Linked DNA regions of Homo sapiens: regions 1 and 2 are each linked to region 3. A link is a loop called in an ENCODE intact Hi-C map of the cell type or tissue named here. Cell type or tissue: heart left ventricle. All regions are shown on one strand. Links, peaks and the distances in the headings refer to the core of each region. The heading gives the core; the rest is flanking DNA.

Region 1 (6,207 bases), core at 1,208-6,207, 230 kb after region 3:
CGTCATGAGGCTTGTGCGGGCCGTGGGCCTCCGGCTCACCTGGTGCCCTCCGAGGCCACATCTGGTTTCTGTTTCTTCCACGAGGCTGTAACAAAACACATGGCCCCTCTCAGAACCACATGCTGCTTGTTTTTAGCGTGTCTCTGATTTTCCAGCCCCCGGCTCCCCCGTGATAGATGGGCTGCCGGGCTGAGGCTGAGCTGGGGTCGAGGGTCCTGCACCGATGTGCGCTCCCTGTCAGACTGCTGAGCGGAGTTTTATTGGTCTCTTTGATGCTGCAGAGGCCAAAGATGGTACCTGCTGACTGGGTGAGAGTCCTGCGTGGCCCTGGGCTGTGGCCGTGAATCCCATCCTCATGCAGATGTCATGTGTCGTGGTTAGACGCGCACAGCCGGGGCCCCATGCACGGCTTCACAGGCCTTTGTGAGCATGGCTGAGTCCCTGCAAAGGCTCATGAAGACAGTTACCTTGAAAGCTGGGAGTCGGGCCGTTCGTACCTGCTCTCTCTAGCACCCTGAAGGCTAGGGCTGGGTTCGGGTTTTGTGACATCTGTTCCTTTCTTGGAGCTGCAGGTCCCCTGTCCTCCCGGTGCCTGCACGCCCCTCCCTTGCTGCATGGGGCAGCACAGCAGGGCCCGCACCCCTCGGGCACCCTCGTCCCCGCTCCCCCAGCGGGGCAGGCACAGCTGCACTTCCGCTCCGTGGGAAAATGAGGCAGGGGCCTGGCTGAGAAGGGACCCAGAATGCGGTGATGTGGGACAGAAGGAGGGTCTGCTGGGTGTCGACGGGTCGTGTGTGTTGGTGCGGGGGCAGAGATGGCCACAGTTCTGTGTGCTCAGGCCCAAGCGGGGACACACAGCCCCCATGCGTGGAGGCAGGTCACGTGGCTCAACACAGGCCAGAGGCTGCAGGAGGCAGGGCCCTTCGGAATTCGGCCAGGTCCTGCACGGATGGCGGGGTGATCTCAGACAATGGAATCAGCTCCCTGCCATCTCAGGACAGCAACAGAAACATGACACAAAATTATAAGAGGAGGAGAGGCGCGGGGGACACAGCAAAGGAGCTATCAGAAGCCTTCTCCGGGCCGGTACAGCAGCTCACACCTGGAATCTCAGCACTGTGGGAGGCCAGGGCAGGAGGATCACCTGAGGTCAGGAGTTTGAGACCAGCCCAGCCAACATGGTGAAACCCTGTCTCTACTAAAAATACAGAAATTAGCTGGGTATGGTGGCTGGATGCTGAGGTGGGAGGATCGCTTGAGCCTGGAAGGTCAGGGCTGCAGTGAGCCGAGATGGCACCACTGCACTCCGGCCTGGGTGACAGAGTGGGACCCTGTCTCTTAAAAAGAAAACTTTCTCAGTAGGGCATGCAGGAGAGCTCCAGCAGGGTGGCGTTGTCCCCACAGTCAGAGGAGAGAAGGGAGAAGCATGTGGCCCTGTTTCTCACGGACCATTCGGTGCTCTGTGGAAGGAACTGGGAGCCTCTCCCGCCTCCCAGGAGACAGCAGTGGTGCCAGCCACGGCGGAGGCAAAAGCAGTGGTGAGGAGGTTCCGCCTGCCGGAGGCTGTACCAGGGCCTGGCTGTGTTGCCAGCCCAGACACCCGGGTACCAGGAGCCAGATAGCCTGGGATTCCCCCTCACATTCGCAAAGATCAGACCATGAGGTCATTGGTCAGCTGTGTGCTCAAGATTGGGCTGTAAAGCCAAGCCCTTCATGAGTAATACTTTCTCATGGCAGCATCAAGGGAAAGTCAGAAATCAGCTCTTAGAAAAGTTGCCTAAAAGCAGGGACTAGCTTTGAAGTCACGTCAGCGGCCATTGTTCTCACCTCTTGCGAGTGTGGCGCCCTGGGATCCCGAGCCTCCTCCTGAACTTGGGGCGGCACTTGAGTGGATGAGGCACTCCGTCCGTGGGATGCCGGGAGTGTGTTTAAAAGTCACTTCGTCTGGGGGCCGTCTGATGTGACTGTCTCCACCTTTACTGATCACAAAGTGCACAGAGGGAGCCATGGCGGGTCCAAGCCGGCAGCCCGCAGAGCCACCTTGCCGACTCTTGGGGTCCGGACGGCAGCGTCGCTGGCCTCCCCGCCCGTCCGTGCTGGCCTCCGGTCTGGGGTGGACGCCAGCCTTGAATGTGGGGTTGGGGATGCATTAGATGTTGCCCCTTCCCCTCCAGGTCACCACCTCCAAGTCCCCGAGCATGTCTGACTCCAAAGACCGAGCCCTGAGCTGTGGCCTTGGCAGCCTTGGGGCCTCCATGCCCGACTAGACAGCAGGGAGGAAAGTCTGAGGGATCCGCCTCCGCCGTGGCTGAGTTGTGGCCTCTGTCACTTGTTAGGAAGGTGTGTGTTTTTGTGGGTGCCAGGAGCTGGGAACCTGCGTCAGCACCTGGCAGTGAGGAGCCGCTGGGACAGCATAAACACAGCATTCCTGGCACCACGTGCCAATGATGGTCACGGGTCGTGGTTTCTTGTGACTGGAGATGATTTTTTTTTTGAGATGGAGTCTCGCTCTGTCGCCCAGGCTGGAGTGCAGTGGCACGATATTGGCTCACTACAGCCTCCACCTCCCAAGTTCAAGCAATTCTCCCACCTCAGCCTCTGAGTAGCCGAGAATACAGGCGCGGCACCACACCCGGCTAATTTTGTATTTTTGTTGAGACAGGGTTTTGCCAGGATGGTGTTGAACTCCTGACCTCAAGTGATCCTCCTGCCTCGGCCTCTCAAAGTGCTGGGATTACCGGAGTGAGCCATCATGCCTGGCCTGGAGGCGATTTTTGAAGCCAAATGAGGGAGGATGGTTGCCCTGCGGCAGCACCCTCTGCTGGGTGTTCCTGGGGGCGTGCGTGGAGCCATCCCCCTTGGCCGTGGCCGCCTCTACTGTGGCTTAGCCGGGTGTGTTGCTGGCCTTCTAGGAGAAGAAATTCGGATGCCAGAGATCTCCTCCCTCCCGAGGAGCTCAGTCGTGAGCTGGCGGGGGCACTCCCCATACAGGGCCCCTTTCTGTCTTTGCGCAACCTGTGTTCATGTTGAGAGTGGAAGCGGCTGGCAGCACTCGGACGTTTTTCAGTTGCTGATTTTGAAGTTTTGTGTTAGTTTTACTGCAGCCAAGAGGCACTGCCGGCAAACTGTCCCTGACGCAAAGATGGGCTCCGTTGTGGAGAAGGCTGTGTGCATTGCCCGCAGACAGCTGCAGAGCGCCGGGCATGAAGGCTGTGAGTGCAGCCCTTGGCTGGTCAGCTGCTGCAGGCGGCGGGGAGCCAGGACACTCGCACAGCCTTCCTGCAGGTGCCCGTGCAATCCAGCAACACTTGCAGAACGCTGAGAGGCGTGGCGTTCCCGGGAGGTTCTCCAAAGGGACCTCTGGGGCAGCTCCCGGCTCACCGTGCTCACTTCCCGTCCCGCGGCTCCTGCACCCACACAGAGCTCCCCCTGGAGCCCCAGACTGGTCATTCACGGCCTGAGGAACTGAATTTTGCTCCTGCTGAGAAAATGACTGCTCTGAGGCAACTTGTCCTATGACAACGGAGATTTCCTTTGTTTTGCTATATTTTCCCTTCCCCTCCCCAGCCTCCCTTTCTTCACTTAGTAATCCATTGGACAGGCCCTCTTGATTGACAGTTATGGCTTGTTTCCGCATGGGGCCTCTGCCGAAGCCTAATCGTGTGATGGAGACCAGTATGTTTTCACCTGCTCAGGCGGGTGGCCATACGCTTATAGAATTGGTCACTTGGGCCAGGCGCGGTGGCTCACGCATGTAATCCCAGCACTTTGGGAGAATGAGGCGGGTGGATCACTTGAGGTCAGGAGTTTGAGACCAGCCTGGCCAACGTGGTGAAACCCTGTCTCTACTAAAGATACAAAAATCAGCCAGGCATTGTGGCAGGTTCCTGTAATTCCAGCTACAGGAGGCTGAGGCATGAAAATTGCTTGAACCTGGGAGGCAGAGGTTGCAGTGAGCCGAAATTGTGCCACTGCACTCCAGCCTGGGCGACACAGCAGGAGTCCATCTTAAAAAAAAGTTGAATTTGTTACTTTAACTAAACTGTAGAGCCTAGCGTCTGCTTTCTGTTAACTAGTTTATTACCCAGTAGGGTGGTACCTTCCCTCTACAGTTTGTCTAGGACTCTCAACTCCAAACTGACAACAGTGTAACTGTCTGTTTCCCTAGACTAACATATCAGGCTGCTCTTAGAAGGCTGGTAGAAAGCTAAGCTAATTGTCCCCATTTTCTTCTCCTATGGGAGCTGGTGAGGCCCCATCTGCTGCTCTGAACTGGACTCTGTGTGAATTCTTCCTCAGACAGCTTCACCTGAGTCCCCCTCGGCTGCAGCGCCTGTCTCAGTGGACATATGGCCTTGCTGGGACAGGGAGGTGGTGATGGCGGTGGTGGTGGTGGTGACGGAGGTGACGACGATGATGGAGGTGATGGCAGTGACGGTGGAGGTGACGGTGATGTAGGTGATGATTATGGAGGTGGTGGCAATGATGCAGCGATGGTGGTGGGGATGGAGATGGTGGTGGTGATGACGATAATGGAGGTGATGGCAATGATGGTAGGGTTGGCAGTGATGGTGGTGATGGTAGTGGTGATGGTGATGATGATGGTGATGGTGGTAGGGATGGAGATGGTGGTGATGATAGCGGTGATGGTGATGATGGTGACGGTGATGATGATGGTGATGGTGGTAGGGATGGAGATGGTGATGATGGTGACGGTGATGATGATGGTGATGGTGGTAGGGATGGAGATGGTGATGATGGTGATGGTGATGGTGATGATGGTGATGTTGGTGGTAGGGATGGAGATGATGGTGATGATGGTGATGTTGATGGTGGTAGGGATGGAGATGATGGTGATGATAGCGGTGATGGTGGTGGTGGTGGTGGAGGTGACGGTGATGACGGTGATGATGGAGGTGATGGTAATGGAGGGGACTGTGGGAGAGTGGGTCGGTGGGCTCGTGCCGCCATCTGGTGGTAATGACTGAGTATTACATGGAGTCTAGTTCTCCCTGCCCCCAGTTAGGTGTAAATCGCATTTTGACATATTTTTGTTGTGAATACACATGAAAAATGACAGTTTTCTGTGCTACTTAGCTGCTAATGATCGAACAGGAAAAAGAAACTGCTTTGACTCTGCCATTTGGCTGGAAAATATGGTAACAGTCCAGGGAGAGCTGCCCCGCTCCTGGAGCTGCTTGGCAGTGCAGTTCCCTAACTGTGCCCTGCTCCCAGCCCAGGATCCGGTTGTGGCCGTGGCTGAGGATGGCCGGGAGAAGCCGAAGCTGCCGAAGGAGAGAGAGGAGCTGGAGCAGGCCCAGATCAAGGGGCCCGTGGATGTGCCTGGACGGGAAGATGGCAAGGAGGCACCGGAGGAGGCACAGCTCGATCGCCCTGGGCAAGGTGCTGGGCACTGGCTGGGGGTGCGGATGGGGAAGGGCGGCCCCGGGTCCTCCTTTGCAGGCTGGACACCCTGCGGGGTGGCTCTCAGGGCTGTGTGTATCTTTTTCCCTTCAGCCCAGCCTAAGTTCTGGTCCTTTTTGTTTTCTCTGTCTTTCAATTCAGATGAATGTCCTGCCCCTCCCAGAGCAACTTGTTTGCAGCTGCCCCTGTTGAACTTTAGCATCAGCTGTGCTTGGCCAGGCAGCAGGGAGGCCGGCAGGGGAGGTGGTATCTGTTGGCCTGTGTCACACTGTTGGGAGCCAGAACCCAGGGAAGAACCCAGTTCTAATTCCCTGGGAAGGGAAGGAGGGGCCTCAGCCTGACCCCATCTGTCCCCCGTGCCCTTGCAGGGATTGCTGTGCCTGTGGGCGAGGCCCACCGCCACGAGCCTCCTGTTCCTCACGACAAGGTGGTGGTAGATGAAGGCCAAGACCGAGAGGTGCCAGAAGAGAACAAACCTCCATCCAGACACGCGGGCGGAAAGGCTCCAGGGGTCCAGGGCCAGATGGCGCCGCCTCTGCCCGACTCAGAAAGAGAGAAACAAGAGCCGGAGCAGGGAGAGGTTGGGAAGAGGCCTGGACAGGCCCAGGCCTTGGAGGAGGCGGGTGATCTTCCTGAAGATCCCCAGAAAGTTCCAGAAGCAGATGGTCAGCCAGCTGTCCAGCCTGCAAAGGAGGACCTGGGGCCAGGAGACAGGGGCCTGCATCCTCGGCCCCAGGCAGTGCTGTCTGAGCAGCAGAACGGCCTGGCGGTGGGTGGAGGGGA
Region 2 (6,207 bases), core at 1,208-6,207, 340 kb after region 3:
ATGATCAAGGCTGAACATTTTCTCACGGATTGGGCAGTTTGGTTTTTTGTTGTTATTTGTTTTGAGACAGCGTCTTGCTCTGTCATCCAGGCTGGAGTGCAGTGGTGCGATCTGGGCGGCTCACTACAACCTCTACCTCTTGGGTTCAAGCCATTCTCCTGCCTCAGCCTCCCGAGTAGCTGGGACTACAGGCACCTGCCACCATGCCCGGCTAATTTTTGTATTTTTAGTAGAGACAAGGTTTCGCCATGTTGGCCAGGCTGGTCTCAAACTCCTGACCTCAAGTGATCCACCCACCTCGGCCTCCCAAAGTGCTGGGATTATAGGTGTGAGCCACCGTGCCCTGCCGGGTTGGGCAATTTGTATTTCCTCATTTGTGAGCTGACTTCACGTAGTTTGCTTGTTTGTGGTTTTTGTTTTTGGGACAGGGTCTCTCTCTGTCACCCAGGCTGCGGTCCAGTGGCTCAATCTTGGCTCACTGCAACCTCCGCCTCCTGGGCTCAAGTGATCCTCCCACCTCGGCCTCCTGAGTAGCTGGGACCACAGGTGTGCATCACCACGCCCAGCTAATTTTTTCTTTTTTTTTTTTTTTTAATATGGAGTCTCGCTCTCTTGCCTAGGCTGGAGTACAATGGTGTGATCTTGGCTCACTGCAACCTCCACCTCCTGAGTTCAAGTCATTCTCCTGCCTCAGCCTCCCAAGTAGCTGGGATTACAGGTGTCCGCCACCACGCCCGGCCAATTTTTGTATTTTTTTGTAGAGAAGAGATTTGGCCATGTTGCCCAGGCTGGTCTCGAACTCCTCACCTCGAGTGATCCGCCTGCCTCGGCCTCCCAAAGTGCTGGGATTGTGGGTGTGAGCCACCGCGCTCAGTCTTGTTTATGTTTGGGGTCTTAACGTATTTGTTATTTTTTACTGATTGTGTGCTCTGTGTAGTCATGACATCAGCTCTTCGACATATTTTCTGTAAATTGCTTTTTTCGGTTCGCTGTGTGCCTTTAATTTGAGGGCTTTTATCGAACACCCTTTTTTTTTTTTTTTTTTTTTGAGATGGAGTTTTGCTCTCGTTGCCAAGGCTGGAGTGCAATGGCACGATTTCCGCTCACTGCAACCTCCGCCTCCCAGGTTCAAGCAATTCTCCTGTCTCAGCCTCCCGAGTAGCTAGGATTACAGAAGCATGCCACCACGCCTGGCTAATTTGTGTATTTTTAGTAGAGACGGGGTTTCATCATATTGGTCAGGCTGGCCTCAAAGTCCTGACCTCAGGTGATCTGCCCACCTCAGCCTCCCAAAGTGCTGGGATTACAGGCGTGAGCCACTGTGCCCAGCCGGAACAGACATTTTTACGGAGCCAAAGCCTTCAATATTTTCTTTTGCGATCCCTTCCATTGCTTTTAGCTTACAAATCCTTCTCCATTCAGAAATCTAATATTTACCTATTTTCTTTTAAGATGCTGTAATCTATCTTAGAATCATTTAATCTGAAGTTATGCAGTCAGGCTATTTTTTTCTTTTTTCTTTTTCTTTTTCTTTTTTTTTTTTTTTTGATGGAGTCTCACTCTATCGATAGCCCAGGCAGGAGTACAGTGGCACAATCTTGACTCACTGCATTTTCCACCTTGGGAGTTCAAGCGATTTTCCCGCCTCAGCCTCCTGAGTAGCTGGGATTACAGGCACCTGCCACCACACCTGGCTAATTTGTGTGTTTTTAGTAGAGGCGGAGTTTCACCATGTTGGCCAGGATGGTCTCGAACTCCTGACCTCAAGTGATCCACTCACCTCGGCCTCCCAAAGTGTTGGGATTACAGGCGTGAGCCACCGCGCCCGGCCTGAAGTCAGGCTTTTCATGGAGTGTGGAATCCTCTGCGTGGCCAGGCCCAGATTTTGGTGGGTTTGTGCCCCAGCACTGTGAGGTTCTAATTATTGTAGCTTTTGACGCTGGAAGGGCAGATTTCCTGTCTGTGCTTTCTTTTTCCACGCTGTTAGCTTCTTTCACCCGGGAGCTTCATCTAAGGCAGTGTCTTTAATGGGCACCAGCACGCTGGACTTCGTAGCTTGTGATTCACAGGAGCGAGCTGGGCTCTCAGACTCTGCCACACTCTCCGGTGTGGATTTGATGAAGACAGAAGCTTTAGTAACAGTGAAGGCGAACTCCTCCCACGCTGGAAATGTGAATGGCCGGGGGTGCGGCACTGAGAGTGGGTGGGCGGCTCTCAAGGGAGCCCTGTGGGCTCCTGCGGGCCCCCTGCCCGGCCCCCTTGCCCCTCCATTGTCCCAGCTGCAGCGGCCCCGCCTGGGGGTGCCTCCAGGGGCCACTGTGTCCTCTCGGCCACCCACAGGCCTGCTCTTCCCTGATGATGTGGCCACCCTCTCCCCAGGGTCCTGGCTACCTTGCCCCAGGTGTGAACACCCGACCAGCACAGAGCGATGGGGAGGGCAGTGTGGGGCTGGGACAAGGGGCCTTGACCTTTACCCCCAGGCTCCTATCTGCAGCTTTGCTGATCCTGATCCATTTGTTTGTGTGATTTGGGGACATTTTGGGGGCATTTTTGGGAGGTGTGGGCCAGGCTGGGTCTGTGCAAGAGACGCTGGCTGTTGGTGCCACAAAAGGTGAAAGAGGCTGCCTCGGGGAGGGGAGTGAGCCCCAAGTTCCTGGAGGGGTGCACTTAGCCACTTAGCAGGAAGCTTCCTGAAGGGCCGAGCGGGGACAGGGGTGGGGGCAGAGAGCCACACCTTATGTGCTGGCCACCCTGGCCACCCGTCCCTGCAGGAAGGCAGCTTGGGTGGAGGAAGCATGCAGGGGCAACCCTGGGCACCGTGCTCACCCTGGGTGCACCTGCTGTTGTGGGGGGAATGGCTGGGAGCCTTGGAACCTCAGACTGAGCTAGCATGTGGGGGTCACGCCCGCACCCACGGGGCATGCATGCCAGGCACACCCGACGGGTGAGCAGAGCCTGGAGCCCCGGGCAGGCAGGGCCCAAGGTTCCAGAAGAGGCAGTGTGGGTGGAGAGAGTGGAGGCCTCGCCTTACCCCGTGGGGATCACACCCCATGGCCACCCACCGTGGGGCCCCTGGACTCCACACAGTCCTGGCCTCATCAGGGGTGGGGATTGCTAACTGTGGGGCGACGTGCTGAGGAGAGAGGCTGTGAAGCCAGAGGGGTCGAGGAGGCTGGAGGACCAGGTGTGGCCACGGGAGGCGGGGCTGCATGGCTGGGGGAATTGGGGCTGCGTGGACACGGGGGGTGGGGGCTGCATGGCTGGGGGAAGTGAGGCTGCGTGGACACGGGAGGCAGGGGCTGCGTGGACACAAGGGGTGGGGGCTGCATGGCCCCAGGCAGAGCTGGATGGGGTTGAGGGGAAGTGCATTTGGACCCAACACAGAAAACTTACTAGCTCTTGGCTTTGACCAGGGCCACCCTGTGCTGCAGTGAGCACCCGGTCCTAGGGACAGCCCTGTAGAAGCTGGGCCAGGTCAGGTGACGTGTCCTGGGACTCCAGGGTCCCGCACAGGCTGCCTGGGACCTGGGGCTGCTGCAGGCGGCTTCCGCCTGGGACGTGTGCACGTTGCGGGGGTGGGGGCTCATCGAGCCAGGTGTGGCCAAGGGCTTGGGCTGTGGGGCCACTCTCAGGCTCAGCCAGGCCACTCTCGGAACTCTCCCGTGGCCTTCGAGGGAAGGCCGTGTGCCGGCAACGCTGCGGACGGCAGCACCCCAAGCTGGGATCCCCCAGCTCTGTGCTGAGTAGGCGCCATCCTGGACCACGCCTGTGTTTTGAGCTCAGGCCACGCTGTGCCTGGAGCTGGCCTCCCTGTTCCTCTGTGTGTGGCCCAGAGTCCCAGGAGCCTCCTGTCCTTTCCACTGCGTGTGTAAAATGGCTGAGAGTGCCACCTGGTGGGCGTGAGGGTCACGCCGATGATGCGTCCACACCTCCGTGGATAGGGTGGTTACAAGTCAAGTGGACTTTGGGGGACGGGGACAGGGAGGCTGGCTGGCTGGGGCGGGGGTGGGGCTGGGTCCTTACTGCTCAGGGAGGCTCACAGGTGAGAAGCCACTCCCAGGAGGGTGGGACTGACTCAAAGCCGGCAGCCTGTTGTGGGGGTGTCTCCACCCCAAGCACCTCCTTCTCTTCCCTGCTCTTGGTCCCCTGCCAGCTCCCTGTGGCTGGCTCTGCCTCTTCCCACCCCAACCTCTCAGCAGAGCCAATGCTCCAGAGCTGGACAATGGCCAAATAGACATTAACTTTGAAACTGGAGGCCAAGGCGGGAGGATTGATTGAACCCAGGAGTTTGAGACCAGCCTGGACAACATAGTGAGACCTGTCTCTACAAAAAAATGTAAAAATTAGCGGGTGTGGTGGTGCAAGGCTGTGGTCTCAGCTACTTGGGAGGCTAAGGTGGGAGGATTATTTGAGCCCAGGAGTTTGAGGCTGCCATGAGCCGTGATTGCACCACTGCGCTCCAGCCTGGGTGACAGAGCAAGATTCTGTCTCAAAAAAAAAAAGAAAAGAAAAAAGAAAAAAAAGAGCGGGCCTGGTAGCTCATGCCTGTAATCCCAGCATTTTGGGAGGCCAAGGTGGGTGGATCACCTGAAGTCAGGAGTTTGAGACCAGCCTGGCTAACATAGTGAAACCCCATTTCTACTAAAAATACAAAAATTAGCCGAGGGTGATGGTGGCAGGTGCCTGTAATCCCAGCTACTTGGGGGGCTGAGGTGGGAGAATCACTTGAACTGGGGAGGTGGAGGTTGCAGTGAGCTGAGATCATGCCACTGCACTCTAGCCTGGGTGACAGAGTGAGACTCTATCAAGGAAGGAAGGAAGGAAGGAAAGGAAGGAAGGAAGGAAGGAAGGAAGGAAGGAAGGAGAGGGAGAAAGAGAGAGAAAAAAGAAAGAAAGAAAAAAAGTAAGTAACTGCTGGCACTAGAGGCCTCTAGGGTTAGCCTGGGCAGAGTCCTTGAAGCTGACCTGGACCTGCCCCCAGCGCGTCCAGCCACGTGTGCACAGCAGATGTACCCTCACCACCCCACCTTGGGACCAGCTGGTGCCAGGCCTGAGCCACTGCATCTGAGCATGTCTTTGAGGACTGATGGCGGCCCTCTGGGGACCTGCCCAGCCACCAAGCTTTCCATGGCACCCCCACCCTTGCTGGGCCTGTCTTGTGTCCCAGGAGGCACAGGGGTTGGGGGCAGACACCACAGAGGCTTTGCTGGGGAGCCCCTTGGAAGGGCTGTTGCATGAGTTTCCTGTGGCCACTGATTACAGATTTCATGGAGTCTATTATCGTAGGTTCTGGAAGTCAGAAATTGAAAGTCACTTACTTTCTTTTCTTTTGGGGGGGACAGAGTCTCTGTCGCCCAGACTGGAGTGCAGTGGCTCAATCTCAGCTCACCGCAACCTCCGTCTCCTGGGTTCCAGCAATTCTCCTGCCTCAGCCTCCCAGGTAGCTGGGATTACAGGCACACGCCACCATGCCCGGCTAGTTTTTTGTATTTTTAGTAGAGACGGGATTTCACCACGTTGGCCAGGCTGGTCTTGAACTCCTAACCTCAGGTGGTCCATCCATCTTGGCCTCCCAAGTGGTGGGATTACAGGTGTGAGCCACCGCGCCCGGCCGAAAGTCACTTTCATGGGCTATAGTCAATGTGGTGGAGGCTGGGCTCTGGGGAGAGTCCACCCCTGGCCTTTCCAGCCCCTTGCATCCACGGCTCCTAGCCCCCACGGCCCCACGGCTCACGGTCCCCATGGTCCCCACGGTCCCCACGGCTCATGGGCCCCACGGCTTACGGCCCCACAGTTCACAGTCCCCACGGCCCCACGGCTCACGGTCCCCACGGCTCACGGCCCCATGGTCCCACGGTCCCACGGCCCCACGGCCCCACGGCTCACAGCTCACGGTCCCCACGGCCCCACGGCTCACGGCCCCACAGCCCCACGGCTCACGGCCCCACGGTCTCCCGGCCCCACGGCTCACAGCCCCACGGTCTCACGGCCCCACGGTCTCACCGCCCCACAGCCCCACGGCTCACGGCCCCACGGTCTCCCGGCCCCACGGCTCACAGCCCCACGGTCTCACCGCCCCACAGCTCAACGGCCCCACGGCCCCATGGTCCCCACGGCCCCACGGTCCCCCGGCCCCACGGTCTCTGATTCTGCAGTCACTTCTCTCATCTCCAGTTCCTGCCTCCCTCATCCAAAGACCCTCGGGAT
Region 3 (7,604 bases), core at 1,606-6,605:
CGCCTGGAGGCCGCCGGGGAGGGCCGAGTGCGCACGCGCCTGACTCTGTCCCCACGGCGCGCCCGGGGGCGCCGGGGCCGCCCTGTGATTGGCCCGGGCGGCCGCGCTCTCGGCCAATGGATGCGCGGCTCCTGGCTCGGCGCGGGCCTCCGCGGCGAGGCATGGGGAGGGTCCGTCTCCCGCCGGGTCTCGGGGCCTGGGGAGGGATGCGCCGGCCCACGGGGTCGCTCCTTCAAGCTGCCCGCCTCCGCTCCGGAGACGAGGCCAGCGAGTCCGTGATCCCGGCCGCCCCCAGTAGTGAGCCCGTGCGCAGAAGCGCCGGCTGAGACGTGGAGCCGCGCCCCGCCTGGCCGGGGCCTGCCCTTCGCAGGGCCTCCCGGTGGACCCCCGGCCAGCCACGCTCTCCCTGCTCCCATCCTGCGGGTCAGAAAAACAATGCTTGGCTGGAGGGGGCCCGCGCCTGTGGTCCCAGCCACTTGGGAGGCCGAGGCGGGAGGATCGCTTGAGCTTGGGAGGTGGAGGCTACAGTGAGCCGTGATTGCACCGCTGCGCTCTAGCCTGGGCCACAGAGCGGAGACCCTGTCTCTAAACAAAACAACAGTGCTTAGAAAGCAGACAAGCCTGTTGCCAAATACCATCAACAAAAATGAGCAGTGGTCATCTCTAGGTGGTGGGGTTGGAGGTAAATAAAAAATATTTTGACTGGGCACAGTGGCTCACGGCTGTAATCCCAGCACCCCAGGCAGGAGTTCGAGACCATCCTGGCCAACACGGTGAAACCTCGTCTCTACTGAAATTACAAAAAAAAAAAAGAAAAAAAAAATTAGCCGGGTGGGCGTGCTGGTGCACGCCTGTAATCTCAGCTACTCGGGAGGCTGAAGCAGGAGAATCACTTGAGCCTGGGCAAGACAGAGGTTGCAGTGAGCCGAGATGGTGCCACTGCACTCCAGCCTGGGCGACAGAGTGACCCTGTCTCAAAAAAAGAAAAAAAAATTTTTTTTTAATCTGTAATTTGTTAATTATTTCAGTTAGCGTTAGTATATTGTTTGTACGAAAATACTGCTTTTGGGCCGGGGGCTGTGGCTCACGCCTGTAATCCCAGCACTTTAGGAGTCTGAAGTGAGCGGATCACGAGGTCAGGGGATTGAGACCATGCTGGCTAACACGGTGAAACCCCACCTCTACTAAAAATACAAAAAATTAGCCAGGCGTGGTTGCGGGTGCCTGTGATCCCAGTTACTTGGGAGGCTGAGGCAGGAGAATCGCTTTCACCTGGGAGGCGGAGATTGCAGTGAGCCGAGATCGTGCCACTGCACTCCAGCCTGGGTGACAGTGTGAGACTCCGTCTCAAAAAAAAAAATTGCTTTTTATAAAAATGAAAGCTGTATAACAAGAACAATAATAAAAACAGTAAGCGTTGGTGAGGATGTGGAGAAACTGGAGCTCTCATACAATGCATGCGCCGTGAAAAACACATTAGCGGTTCTCAAAGAGCGAAGGGTAGAATTACCCAGCAGTTCCGCGCAGCCACACACCCAGAGAACTAGGGGCAGGAACACGAACAGTGTGCTCAACACGAGTTATTCCAAATGTTGACCACAACGATACTCACCACAGAGAAAAGGTGGAAACAACCCACGTTTCCATCCATAAATGAATAGAGAAACAAATGTGGTCCCTCCATACAATGGACTATGATTTAACGTTAAAAAGGAAGGAAATTCTGACGCACACCACGCACAGATGGCCTGAAAACATTATGCTAAGTGACATGAGCCAGTCACAAAGGACAACGTCTGTCTGATTCCACTTATAAAACATCTAGAATAGGCAAGTACAGAAACAGAAAGTAGGTAAGAGGTTGCCAGGGGTTGGGGGGAGAGGGCAAGGCCAGGGGCTGGGGAGAGAGGGAAAAGGAAGTTGGTGCTTAATGGATAGTCTCTGGAATGACAAAAAAGTTCTGCAGACGGATAGTGTTGAGAGTCTCACAACATGGTAAATGTACTCAATGCCTTTGAAGTGTACACTTAAAAATGGTTAAAATGGCAAAATGTATCACAGTTTAAAAAATTATGGGCCAGGCATGGTGGCTCATGCCCACATAATCCCAGCACTTTGGGAGGCCGAAGCGGGCCGATCACTTGAGGTCAGGAGTTCGAAACCAGCCTGGCCAACATGGTGAAACCCTGTCTCTACTAAAAATATAAGAAAATTAGCCAGGTGTGATAGTGGGTGCCTGTAATCCCAGCTACTTGGGAGGCTGAGGCAGGAGAATCCCTTGAACTCGAGAGGTGGAGGTTGCAGTGAGCCAAGATCACACCACTGCACTCTAGCCTGGGCAACAGAGCAAGACTCAGCCTCAAAAAAGAAAAAAAAAATGTAACTTGCCCAAACTAGGCCGGGCGTGGTGGCTCACGCCTGTAATCCCAGCACTTTGGGAGGCCGAGGCGGGTGGATCATGAGGTCAGGAGATCGAGATCATCCTGGCCAACACGGTGAAACCCCATCTCTACTAAAAATACGAAAATTAGCTGGGCGTGGTGGCGGGCACCTGTAGTCCCATCTATTCGGGAGGCTGAGACAGGAGAATGGCGTGAACTCGGGAGGCGGAGCTTGCCGTGAGCAGAGTTTGCGCCACTGCACTCCAGCCTGAGTGACAGAGTGAGACTCTGTCTCAAAAAAAAAAAAAAAAAAATTTAGCCAGGTGTGGTGGCATGTGTCTGTAGTCCCAGCCACTTGGGAGGCTGAGGTGGGAGCGTGGCTTGAGCCAGGGAGGTTGAGTCTGCCATGAGCCATGGTGGTGCAAATGCACTCCAGCCTGGGCCACAGAGCAAGACCCTGCCTTGAAAAAAAAATTTTTTTAAAATTTATAGCTGTAATTTCGGAAGCAGTGTGTGCACTGATGCCTGCTCCAAGCATGCTCTTGGTCTGGATGCGGCAGGATTTCAGTTCCAGGAAGCAGCTATTCTCTGCGCTAGAAGGCCGCTTCTCCCCAACAGAAAGGGCAGCAATGCTTCACCAGGTGTGTGCCTAACAGTTCTCAATCCCACTGGGAGAGCTGCGAGGGAAGTATGGCTCATTCGGAATGGACACACACAGGCGGCTCCAGTACAGAGAGGGGCTCTAGGCCCTGAAATGCTGTGCTCCTCGCAGGACACACAACTCCACGTGACGGGGATAACACGCGACACAGCTCCTGCATCGATGCTCCCCAGTTCCTGCCTGGCTGCTCCCCCAGCTCCTGCCTAGGTTCTCCCCTATCTCCTGGCCTTATGCTCCCCAGTTCCTGCCTTTGTGCTCCCCCAGCACCCCCAACCCAGAGTGCTCCTTCCCTCTGGCCAGGCCCCCTTCCCAGCCCCGCCCCTTCGGGGCTCAGGCGGGAACCGAGCTGGCTTTTTCCTCCCAACCAGAGCAGCTCCCTCTGGTTCCCAGGTTGCCTGCCCTTCCAGCTGGGAACACCGGCCTTGCAGGGAGGGGCGGGGGTGCTCACCACGAGGCGGCCACACAGGGCGCGAAGGGGTCCCAAGGCCCACCCAGGAGGAGCGCCTGTCTTTCCGTGGCGGGCTGCGCGCGCTGCCCACGCGGCCACGCTTGGAGCCTGGCAGGAGGCCGCCATCCCGGCCACGGCCGCTGGAGGGCGCCCCCGCACCGCTCCTGCCTGCCGGTTCCCGCGGGAGGGCGCCTGTGGCGGGCGCCGGAGGTTGATCTGCTGGTTCACGCCAGGATTGCGAACCGGCGGCCGGAGCGGGAGGCCGCAGAGCCGAGTTCAGGTCGCAGTCCTGACCCACCTGGCGGCGACTTCCTGTCCCGCGGCTGTGCTGCAGCTCTCCAGGTTGGGGTGAAAATGCAGAAACGGTCCCGTGGGCTAAGTCACGGACGTTCGTTTCTCACAGCGCCGCGTGCCTGCCTGCAGGCAACCGAGCCACGCACGCCGAGGCCGCCCCACCGCCCGGGGCCTGAACGCGCCGGCCCAGACCGGCAGCCCCCTCGGATCCTAAGACCTCTGCACCGCAGCGCAGGTGTGGGGGTCCTCAGCCGGCGCCATCCAAGCAAGAGCCGAGAGCGCGAGCGCCACGCCTTCCCCCACCCTCTGCCCTGCGCCCCTGGCTGGCGGTCCCTCCTGCAGCGGCTGGCCTGGAATTCGGGCTGCGGAAGGGGCTGCACCCACGCGGGGCTCACGCCATGGATGTGGGCGCTGGGAGGGTCTCCGGCTGTTTCCTGGTGCTGCCCAAGAAGCAGGTCCCTCGGCCAAACCAGCCCCTGTTCTGGTGCCCGCCGGTGCCCTCAGCCTGCGGGCCTAGAGGCCAGAGTGCTGGCGGATGGGCAGGTCCTGACCACGCCGTCCTCCCTGGGAGCTTACTGGTGAGACGCTCGTCTGCCTCAGGGGGCCCAATAATGGTCACTTGACATAAAGGGACAGAGGTGGTCTGTCCAGGGTGACGGTGACCACTGTCCTGGCATGTGACGGAGCCCAGGCCCTGGGCAAGCGCCATGCTGAGAGGGGCTGGCCGCCCGCTGCCGGTGGCCTGACTCAAGAAACCTCGCTCCCCTGAGCGGCAGCTGGAGGAGAGGCAGCGGCAGTGGACCTCTGGGGACGGATTGGAGGGGTGGCCCTGCGGCCCTTGCTTGGGCAGGAGGGACGCTGCAGCAGCTGCTGGAGCTCCCAGGCAGGGGCTGTCCCTCGGTCAGCTGGGTCACAGAGCAGCCGGCGCCTGCGTCATTCTCAGCCTGCCCGAGGGGGAGGCTTCCGCTCCAGGTGGGTGACCCGGGGCCCTTGCTATTACCCCCACAATGTTTCCTCTTTCCTCTCTGCCTCCTCCAGCCTCCCTAGGCAGCCTCCTCTCTTTCTCTGCTGGAGCCTCCCAGCTTCCGGAGGCCTCCTTGTGAGAGCAATAAAATGTCTTTGAAAGGAGGCTGGGATGTCCAAAGGGTCATCACAGGGCTGGGGGCTGAGAAGCCCAGAGGTGGCTGGGTAGGAGACACAGGCCTTGGCGTGCTTTCAGGGGACACACAACAGGGACAGTCCCCACTGACTTTCCTCCCACTCCCCCTCCACTAACTCACCTCCCTCTTGTCAACACGGGGGGTCTCCTGCCCTGGAACATTCAGGGAAAGAGGTGCGTCTGAACCCCGCCTGGGGAGACAGACGCCCTCAGGCTGTCCTCTTGGCTCCGCTCCCCTCTTTCCTCCTGTTCACCGCTCCCAGCCACCCCGATGGGGCCTGTTTAATTGATTCAATTTGTTCAACAGTAAAAACACTCCACAGATGTCAGCCTCCCAGCACCCCACCCCTGGGGAGCCGCAGACACCTGCCAAGCCTCTGGGGCTGGGAGTCCTTCCATGGGCCACTAACACCAGGATCTGGGGGAGGCCTCTGGGCCTGGGAGCTCGCGTGGGTGCCCCCGCTCACCAGACCAGAGCAGCCACTTCAGCCCAGGGACTGCTCCGTGAATGGCACCAGTGGCGTTCTGAACAGTGATCTGATGCAAATATGTCCTTCTGAAGGATTTAATGTTTTTAGACTCCCAGGTCTGGGAGGATGACCTTGGAGATGAGGTCAAGCTACCATCCCAGGCTCAGGCCACTCACTGTCAGGGTCCCACCTTCTTCATCAACCTGGGCTCGGGGGGTTTTCCAGGTAATCAGTGCTGGGAGGGGGACTGAGGGCTCCCAGGGTCCTGATCCTGTCCCCTGCAGGGGAGAGGCCCCTCGCCTACAGATTGGGAGCCCTGCATCCACAGCTTCAGCGCGGTGGCCCGTCCTACTCCCAGGGATGTGTGTGGCCACAGCCACGCTGGGAGATGCTCTCAGGTGTTGTCTAAGGGAAGACGTGGGCCTGGAGGTCAGGAGACCCAGGCTGAACCCCTGACGCCCCTGCCCGGACCACAGCCCTCTCTCCCTGTGAAGGTCCCTGGTCCCTGGGGCCACCACTTTCCACCCCAGAGGGAGGCCCCTGCGATTGATTGGTTGGCTGAGTGACTGAAGCGGGGGACGGTTTAGGGGAGCATTTGCACAGCTGGCCAGGCTGTGACTGTGGGGGCCTCTGCCCACCCCCATCCAGCCCCACCTTGGACGAAGACGCCCCAGCCGTGATTAGGAGAAGGCTCACCCTGAAAACGGTCTCAGGTTAGAGTTACCAGGACATCTGCCTCTCCAGCTTGGGGGTCTCTCACGTGCCCCTCTCAGGCAAGATCGGGCCTATCATTGGCTTAGGTTTTAGGAAGGTCCCAAGCTCATTTGCCAAGGGCTGAGCTTCCCCATAACTCCCAGGACACAGGGAGAAGACAAGGGGAGGGAAACTGAGGGACGGAGATGAAAGCGCTCGTCCCAGCGAAGGACCCGCGCTTCAGGCGCTGGGCCCTGGCGGCAGTGAACAAGCTGGGGGTGGGGCGTCGGGCCGCGCCCCCGCCCTCCGGACCCCCAGCGCGGACCCCTGCTCCGGGGCGGGGGCGCTCACAGTCGCGCGAACCCGGAGGTGCGGAGAGAACAAAAGGGGTCCCGCCCCCTCCCCCGGGCCGGCCCGCCGCAGCCAATCGGCGCGGCCGCTATCGCCTCCGCTCTCTGATTGGCTGTGCGGCGGCCAATCGGGTGAGGGGGCCGCCAGCCCGTGCGGCCCCACGTGGGGCGGCGCGAGGGGCTGTTAGAGGACCGCAGCGGGCGGGGCGCGTGGTTCGATCGCGCGCTACGCGCCTCGGGGACGCGGTCCGCGCCACCCCCAGCCGTCCCTGCCGTCCCGAGGCCCCCAGCGAGCGGCGCCGTGGCTTCGGGCGCGCGGGGCTCGGGGCCATCGCCGGGTGCTGTGCGGTTCCCGGCTCGGAGGCGCTGGGCCGGCGTCGCGGCTGCCCCCTGCCCACGCGGGAGGGAAGCGAGCGGCGCTCAGGGACCAGGAGCGAAGGCCTTGCCACCTGGCGAGGCGGGGAGGCCAAGGTGGGCTGTGGAAGGAAGAGGCGGGCCTGCCGCTGGTGGTGGTGGGATCAATTCATTCATTCATTGAGTCCGTCATTGACACCTCCTACTCCAGGGCCCTCGGGACACAGACAGCGGTGGCCTCAGCGGAGGCTTGGGGGCTAGCCTCCCCCTAGTTTCCATTAGTCTCCCCTCCAAACTACTTCAAGTGGAACGTACAAGCATGTTTTTTGATATGGGCAATTGACACAGTCTTACATTTTTATGGCACCCTCAGACAGGGTATTTGAGGAGAATTGAATAAATGGAAAATACGTGAATTAAAGGAGAGCTGTGCAGTACCCAGGGCCAGCAACAAAGGGGAGCTGTTACCCCCTGAGACCTGGAGGGCAGCTGGAGCCACAGGAGAGGCCGTCTCCAGGAGCCCTGACCTTGGAGAGGGACACAGCGACCCGGCAGGGAGGAGCTGCTGCTGTACACTGACCTCACCCCTCCTGACCGCTTGGCTTGTCTACCGGCTACGCATTGGCTGAACTAGGTGGAGGCCAGGGAGCAACGAGGCCCCATGGATCCTGTACCTACAGTCAGCTTCCCGGGGCACAGAGCAGGGGCTGGCATGGGGCAATGGGAAGATGTCCAGCACCTGTTTTGAAGTGTGAATAAAAGCATCGTAGAAAATGTTGCTGTTTTGCTTTGTT

Evidence for each region. Hi-C counts contacts between places; a loop is a spot of excess contacts. Peaks named below come from ENCODE experiments on the same cell type or tissue, not always from the same donor. Only the 100,000 strongest peaks of a DNase experiment are listed, where the experiment ranks them.
Region 1: a loop joins it to region 3, with 11 times the contacts of the local background. A loop is called at or near these places in 101 of 110 quality-filtered maps.
Region 2: it touches region 3 in a loop (4-fold over the local background); 13 of 110 quality-filtered maps call a loop at or near these places.

Annotation. Positions count from the first base shown.
Region 1 is chr17:81,252,269-81,258,475 of GRCh38, reverse strand. It overlaps SLC38A10 (solute carrier family 38 member 10), which reads left to right. Exons shown (of 16, transcript NM_001037984.3): 12 at 5,236-5,403; 13 at 5,793-6,207. Among named protein-coding and RNA genes, the nearest start is that of NDUFAF8, 16 kb to the right of the region's middle. RefSeq lists enhancers at 3,078-3,769, 6,128-6,207. In heart left ventricle, for the core only: CTCF peaks have their summits at 3,431 (motif pointing left) and 4,983 (motif pointing left); a DNase peak (open chromatin) is centred at 3,335.
Region 2 is chr17:81,140,575-81,146,781 of GRCh38, reverse strand. The region is part of intron 1 of AATK (apoptosis associated tyrosine kinase); the gene reads left to right. Among named protein-coding and RNA genes, the nearest start is that of MIR1250, 10 kb to the right of the region's middle. RefSeq lists an enhancer at 3,175-3,675 and a silencer at 3,942-3,991. In heart left ventricle, for the core only: a CTCF peak has its summit at 3,891 (motif pointing left); a DNase peak (open chromatin) is centred at 3,871.
Region 3 is chr17:81,480,505-81,488,108 of GRCh38, reverse strand. LINC01971 (long intergenic non-protein coding RNA 1971) reads left to right here and starts at 6,643. Exons shown (of 2, transcript NR_184097.1): 1 at 6,643-6,927; 2 at 7,184-7,584. RefSeq lists silencers at 1-190, 3,362-3,771, a cis regulatory region at 3,129-3,926 and an enhancer at 3,830-4,480. In heart left ventricle, for the core only: CTCF peaks have their summits at 3,421 and 3,627 (motif pointing right); DNase peaks (open chromatin) are centred at 3,688, 4,301, 4,574 and 6,558; H3K4me3 peaks cover 1,837 bases; H3K27ac peaks cover 679 bases.